2 separate regions of the Homo sapiens genome follow, and region 2 is linked to region 1. The links are chromatin contacts, found by Hi-C or POLR2A ChIA-PET in ENCODE. All regions are on one chromosome and are shown on one strand. The core of a region is the stretch at or near the end of the contact, and the rest is flanking DNA. Distances in the headings are between cores, read along the strand shown. Region 1 has its middle 24 kb from the start of TILRLS. Region 2 has its middle 110 kb from the start of LINC02242.

Region 1 (3,470 bases), core at 897-3,396:
ACCTGGGGCTTCTCTGAGGCTGTTGTTGACTTTGCAGAAACCGGGTTAGCCATTCTGCCCTATGCACACACCACAAGTGGGAATGAATGAAAACCCCATGGGGGCAATGATGGGAGCTGACGATAGTACTTCCCTTGGCATCCCTTAGAAAGACATACGAGGGACTCATTCGGCAAGGCAACCCAAAGCATCCCAAGAGGGGGGCGCCTCACTTGCCTATACCAGTGATCAGCTCAGTAAAAGACCTCTGGATTGGCTTTCCCTCCCCCTGTTTCAGTCTGCCTTGTTCTTTCCTCCTGTTCTTTGGAATCATTTCCCAAAGTAAACTCTTGTCTCAGGCCCAGCTTTTGGAGAGAACCCAGACTAAGACAGCTTATTTAAAATCAGCTTTACTCGGCCAGCGCGGTGGGTCACGCCTGTAATCCCAGCACTTTGGGAGGCCGAGGCGGACGGAGCACGAGGTCAGGAGATCGAGACCATCCTGGCTAACATGGTGAAACCCCGTCTCTACTAAAAATACACACACACACACAAAATTAGCCAGGTGTGGTGGCAGTCGCCTGTAGTCCCAGCTACTTGGGAGGCTGAGGCAGGAGAATGGCGTGAACCCGGGAGGTGGAGCTTACAGTGAGCCGAGATTGCGCCACTGCACTCCAGCCTGGGCGACAGAGTGAGACTGCGTCTCAAAAAAAAAAAAAAAAAAAAATCAGCTTTACTCAGTTAACTTTTTCTTAGATTTAGAGATGTTTGGAAACTATTTGCAAGGCTCATAAAATAAACACTAAATAAAGATGGTATAGAAAACAAGTAAATAGGGTGGCATCCATTATATTGTATGTAAATGTGCTATAAAGTATGAAGTGTTTTGTGAATTAGGCATTCTTCTTTCTTCAGTCAGGAGACAGACTCAGACAATTGCTTAGTTTTGATAAAACATTTCTCCATAATTCTACAGCTGTGTCTTAGATGGTAACTGAATAGTAATGTTTTGATTACAGCTTTGCAGATGTTGAGGCCCTAGACACAGCAGCTTTCTTCAATCAAGTGGTGAGTCCCTAGAAGACACTTGTCTTTCCTGTAGGTCAGTGCAAGGATCTTGAGCATGAAACCCTACGCTCAGAGCAGTGAGCTGGAAGGCTTGCTCCAGTGTGTGTGTGTATGTTTGCATTTGTGTGAGTGTGTGTGCATGTGTCTGTGCCTGCATGTGTGTATGTTTCTTTCTGTGTAAGCACAAAGTATGGATTCCAGTGTAATTATTTTATATACCACCATCTTTGGATTACAAATAGAAAAATGACATTTCTTTTGGGAATGGAGAGTATTGGACAGTGAAATGGATATCTGAAACCCTGTGCATTACCAATCGCTTAAACTACAGAATTTGTGTATCTTTTGCAGCTAGAAGAGACATTCAAGTTCACTCAGTGTTACAGATCTAGATCGTTTCTAACAGACAGCGGCACTAGAACCAGGCCTTTGGAGGCCCCTTCTCATGGTCCTTCTGGCATATCACACAGCCTTCTCTTAATGATCCTGCTTTTAAACCAGAGGTCAGCAACCTTTTTCTGTAAAGGGCAAGATAGTAAATTATTTTGGCTTTGTAGGCCAATGGTCTCTGTTGCAGTTGCTCAACTCTGCCCTTGTTGTGCGAAAGCAGTGGTAGAGGATACTTAAATAAACGAGTGTGGCTGTGTTCCAATAAAGGTTTATTTACAAACATAGGTATAGGTCTGACTTGGCCCACAATCTGTAGTTTCCTGAACCCAGTTTTATACCATTGAAGTTATGACAATTTCTGTTTGATGGTCACTAACAGGCTATTGGGTCTTAGAAAGTCAAAGCTACCATCTAGCCTGGTGGTAAGGTGAGCTGTTGCATCACAGTCCCCATGACTTGGCTTCTTTCCAGACCTGGGTATGCTCAGATCTCCAGCAGCCAGGAGAGTGGGCCTGGCTCCCACAGTACTCCAGTTTCCAAAAGGAATCACACATTCCCTTCCTGTGCAGATAAAAGAACAATTGGACCATGAGAGAACTTACTGGAAAGTAATGCAGGATCACCAGGAAGGAACAGGAATTCACTCCTCGGTCACAGTCTTCATAGTCTGATTGGGAGTCAATCAGGTCTAAAAAGGTCAGTGAGAATGTATGTCTGACTTTGGCAGGCTTCCAGCGCCTTACAGTCATGGAATAGTTTGTTGGGTTGTAGTTTTTTCCAGAGCCTATTCAGAGCTTCCTTTGGCTGCTCTATCCATGTCGGCTTCCTCACACCGCCACCCCACCACTATTTTCCCCTCACTTATTGTCTGTCAATGCAAAGCTATTGTTCCCGTTAACTAAAATCACCAATAAACAAATATTTTTTTTCTCTCCATTTCATCTTCCATAAAACTTGACTTTCAGGTCCTTTCCCCTGTACCCTCGTCTCTGGGAGCTGGTCCCAGGTCTCAGGCCCTAGAAAGCAAACATCTTCCATAAAAGGTCAGTGCAGAGAGTTTAGGTGAAACCTTATGCTGATGCAAATGGGCTAGATGATTGCTCTGGTGATTGTGTAGATTAATGTGTGTACATGTGTGTGTGTACGTGTGTGTCTGTGTGTCTGATTCTGACCTTTAAATTAGGCTTCTTCCCTGGGCCCCTGCTGAAGGAATTTCTTTCAGCAGCCTGGGTGCCATTGGTTAGCCTCCAGGTAGACATTATCTCTTCATTGTTGTCAAGTCTTCATTCTGTCCCTCCCATTTTTCACCATGTGAATCCACCTTATGATCTGTTTCAAAGTTGAACAAGATGAGAACTTTCAAAGGCTGGATGAAGAATGGAATTTTCAATGAATTTAATGACCTAATTCTCAAAAAGGTACATACAAAAAAAAAAAATTAAAAAGATATCTGCAGTTACTTGTTCTTTTTTTTTTTTTTTTGCCCTGATTGCATCATCTCTAAAGTTGCCTTTCTTGATGATCAACTGGCGAGATCTGTAAAGGGGCATAAGTTGCTAATGGGTCCTTGGAGTTGAAGTGATTTAGGGAAAAAAAATCCTACATTATTATTATTTTCCCCAAGTAGCACTCTGATGCCTGGGGAGAGGGATGCTGGTAGCTGTGTGAGAAGCGGCAGAAATGAGGAAGGAAGGAAGGAAGGAAGGAAGGAAGGAAGGAAGGAAGGAGGGAGGGAATATTTGATTATTTCTTCATAAACAACCAATTCCTTTAGCACCTGCTATGGTTCCTGCCGCTGTGAGAGGAATATCAATGGCTTCAATATTCCATTGTTTGTGACTGAGAAGCATTTGCCTGCTGTACTGGGCTGCTTAGTTTTTTCAGACTGGCCACAAGGCAGAAAATGTGGCAGATATATAAAAGGAAAATGTTGGCCAACATGCCCTACATCAGGTGAGTTTTCTGTCTAAAGCCCATTTTGGAGTTACTGCCTCTCCCCTTTTTGTTTCTTCACAGCCTTTTGTTGATTTTTA
Region 2 (3,347 bases), core at 670-3,169, 290 kb after region 1:
TCCTGCCAGCAATGTTGTATTTTATTTGTTACTTTTAGAAATAGTATATTAACTTATCTCCTTATCCCTTTTCTTTTCCTTAGAGATAAACATAATTCACCTATTACTCTCCCTATTATATGCAGAGATAGATTCGAAAGTCATTTGTATTTTGAATTTATGAACAAATGCTGTTAATTGATAGAAAAGTACAAGTTTGTTCCCTAAAAGAGACTTTTAATTTAATAGTAATCTAGCCCTAAGTAGCCTAGAAGAGTTAAATCAATTCTTCCATTGCTCTGAGTTTACTTCCAAAAAGTAATTTAGCCCCCTGGAGAAAACTGACTCAATGATGTGTCAGTATAACAAAATATAAAATACCTCTCCCCATTCTTAGGCAAATTTGTTGAACCTTGTGAGCATAAGTATTTATTGTTGCTAAGCCTTGATAATAATGAAGATGACTTCTTCCCCAAAAGGACATTGCATATGAAAGGGAAAAATAAATATAGCATATATATGGATTTTATAGCATCCAGTTAGGTATCTGAGTGTTCTGAAAACTTGTAGCCAAATTCTACCTGGCCACAACGGCATGGGGTAATCATTAAGTGAAAACAGGACCATGTGGGTGGTTACTCTAGATGATTTATTCAGGCCTAAGTTGGAGGGGATTGAGCATAACCAATTTTTACTGAGCTTTCTTCACCTTCAAGCATCACTGTACCAGATTACCTGAAATGACTTCCAACAGTACTCTGAACTCACATCTCCACATAACTCTGGCATATTCAGAAATTTAATTTTCTGAACTTTTTTTGTCCAAACAGAAAGAAACGACATGTGATAACTGAAACTGGTTGAGGACTAGGAAACAGAACATTATCAAATGTTTGGTATTGATCTATTCATGCAGATGATCTTGTTTAGGATCATCAATTTATAATCCTGTAACCAAATTGATCATTCTAATAATCACAATAAATACATTGCAGAGAGAGAGAGAGAGAGAGAGACAGAAATATATTACTAAATACTTTTAATAACTCTCAAGACAAAAAGGATAAGATAATTAACCTTTTACAGTAAAACTTGACATTTTGAAAGACTGCATTCCAAACTTAGGACTTTGACTTTTTTCTGTAAGAGTTCAAAGCTCATAAATATATTTCATTCTATGGCAGGTACTAAGTATTTCCCTTGGTTATATATTACATGGAAAAACTTTTCCTAAACCTAAATGTATACACCAGTCTTCTTATGTTTCAGAAATACTGGCAGAGGAAATATGTTTTTAATTTTTTTGAGTGTTCCCAGGAGGCTAAGACCCTTTGACTTCTCATTTCCAATTCCTTGGAAAGAGAAATTGAAGTCAATTCTTTCCAGGAACGAAGGCAGTCTATTTTTAGCCTTCACTGATTAAGACTGTGCTATCTAAGTAGAAATGAATTTGAACTGCCTGTACCTTTTACTCCCGAACAGTACTTATGGGGTTTCCATGATACCAACAGGGTATGTTCTCGAATCTATGCTTGCACAGTAAATTGCCCTTATTTGAGTTCACTGAGGAACACTGTTGGGTCAAGTTAGGTCAAGTTAGGTCAATTTTTCTTTGAATTGTGCTTTTATTTTGTGCTTTTCAAAGGAAATTCAGTTAAAATCAAATCTTCATAAAAATTTCATTTTTCTAAGGTAGATGATGAAATTTGTTCAACTAATAAGGGATCAGATAGATAAGAAAATTTGTTAAGGCGAAAAAGAGAAAACCAGGAAATTATAATTTATGTGGGTAAAGCAAAAAAAAAAAAAAAGCCAGCATCATGACAGTGGCAGATGAGATGCAGGAAGCGAGAAATTATAAATATGGAGGATGGATGCTGCACCATTAAATGGAAGGAGAGGAACAGTGAGGCTCAAATGCAGAGCTTTGTGCAAGTGGGAAATGAAGGGGCAGGAGGCAGACGGAGAGCTCCTTGGAGGAAAGGATTGAAAGTGAAACCATAAACGTACCAGAAATGAGAGGCAGAGAAAGTACCATTATTAAAATAGTGATGTTGCCAGAATTAGAGACTTGGAAGAATAAAAATTATCTGTTTGTAAATTCAGAACTATGTTTGGCCATTTATGCCCATGATTTTAGGAGAAATATAAAGGAGAAACAGCTGTTGTGTAGATTTAAATGACAAAATAGAATTATAGGGAATGAGAAGACCCCAGGAAGGCAAATTATAGGCAATGAGAAGACCCTAGTGAAAAAGACTGCTGCTTTTTCTCCTCCTTGATAGAGGTAGATAGTATTTGAGAAGGGAGAGCAACTTTAGGGGAGCGTAGCCGAGTCAGCAGGAGAAAGGCAGGTAATAGCCAAGGTACTTAGAACAGTACCTGGATTTTCCACATCTGTTGGCTACCTCAAATCTTATTTCTTCCTTTTCTCCTGAGACCCAAAATGCTCTCTCCCTCTCTGCAGGTTCCTTAAACAATGACAACTTTAAAAGACTCCAGATCGCTTTGAAAAAACTTGAAAGCCATCCAGGGTGCACTGTAGGCCTTTGTAGACACCCCATGTGGAGCTAGTCTGAAAACTCTATAGTTTTTCTGTTTGGATTATGTCCTGGGGATGAGCTGCAGGGCCAGCACACACACACACACACACACACACACACACACACACACACACACACACACTCACTTAAAAATTAAAAATGAGCCAGCCCTAACCCATGTGTACTCAGAAGTAAAAAGGTAAGCTCTTTTTGCTGTGAGCTCTTGTAGCCATTGGCCTTGGTATTCATCACTCTGTACCCTGCCTGGCCGTGCTGTGAGCAGAAGGCAGAGGACATAGAGATCAGCTGAATAACTCACTCTTTGCTTCTTAAATGTCAGTTTATAACCCACTGCTTCAGTGGATTTACTGTTTGGATAGAAATTTAACCCACCATGGCTTCACTGGGAATATATTAGAAAGATTCATAGACTCAACCAATTTTGCCTAATTTTTCTCTAGGACTATTAAAATATCATTATCAATTATCTATAGCCAATCTCTAGAGGGAGTTATATTGAAATGACTTTAATAATAACCAATGGGTATAAGCAGCTACTTTTAGAGGATGGGCAGCTTTTATAAAGCTGAATTTAATATTGTATTTTCCCAGGAACAAAGTGGTTAAGAATTGAAGAACTGTGTAAGAGTCATCTGGAGTCACTGGTTTCTTGGAAAGAAATAATCCAAAGTCTTAAGATAATATGAAAATGCAAGAACTTTGAAGGAAAAGATAAATTCACATGCAGAATCAAATTCTAAGAAAAGCAAAGGTTGAGTGTGTGTGTGTTGTGTGTATGTGTGTGTAAGAGAGGGAGAGAGCAAG

What was found. A loop is a pair of places that touch in the nucleus more often than their neighbours do. ChIA-PET counts read pairs that join two places held with the same protein, here RNA polymerase II (POLR2A). Pooled maps may share reads with other maps.
Region 2: a loop to region 1 is called in a pooled map, with 2.9 times the contacts of the local background. The contact joins two enhancer-like sites. A Hi-C loop is called at or near these places in 1 of 168 maps with a recorded cell type or tissue (endothelial cell of umbilical vein) and 9 of 50 pooled maps. POLR2A ChIA-PET finds 5 or more read pairs at or near these places in 3 of 52 experiments (BJ, OCI-LY7 and WTC11).

What each region holds. Positions count from the first base shown.
Region 1 is chr5:67,242,530-67,245,999 of GRCh38, forward strand. No RefSeq gene overlaps it. Among named protein-coding and RNA genes, the nearest start is that of TILRLS, 24 kb to the right of the region's middle. Within about 2 kb of position 2,147, at least 7 of the 41 ENCODE cell types and tissues checked have a DNase peak (open chromatin) inside an H3K27ac peak, as active enhancers do.
Region 2 is chr5:67,535,697-67,539,043 of GRCh38, forward strand. No RefSeq gene overlaps it. Among named protein-coding and RNA genes, the nearest start is that of LINC02242, 110 kb to the right of the region's middle. Within about 2 kb of position 1,920, at least 4 of the 41 ENCODE cell types and tissues checked have a DNase peak (open chromatin) inside an H3K27ac peak, as active enhancers do.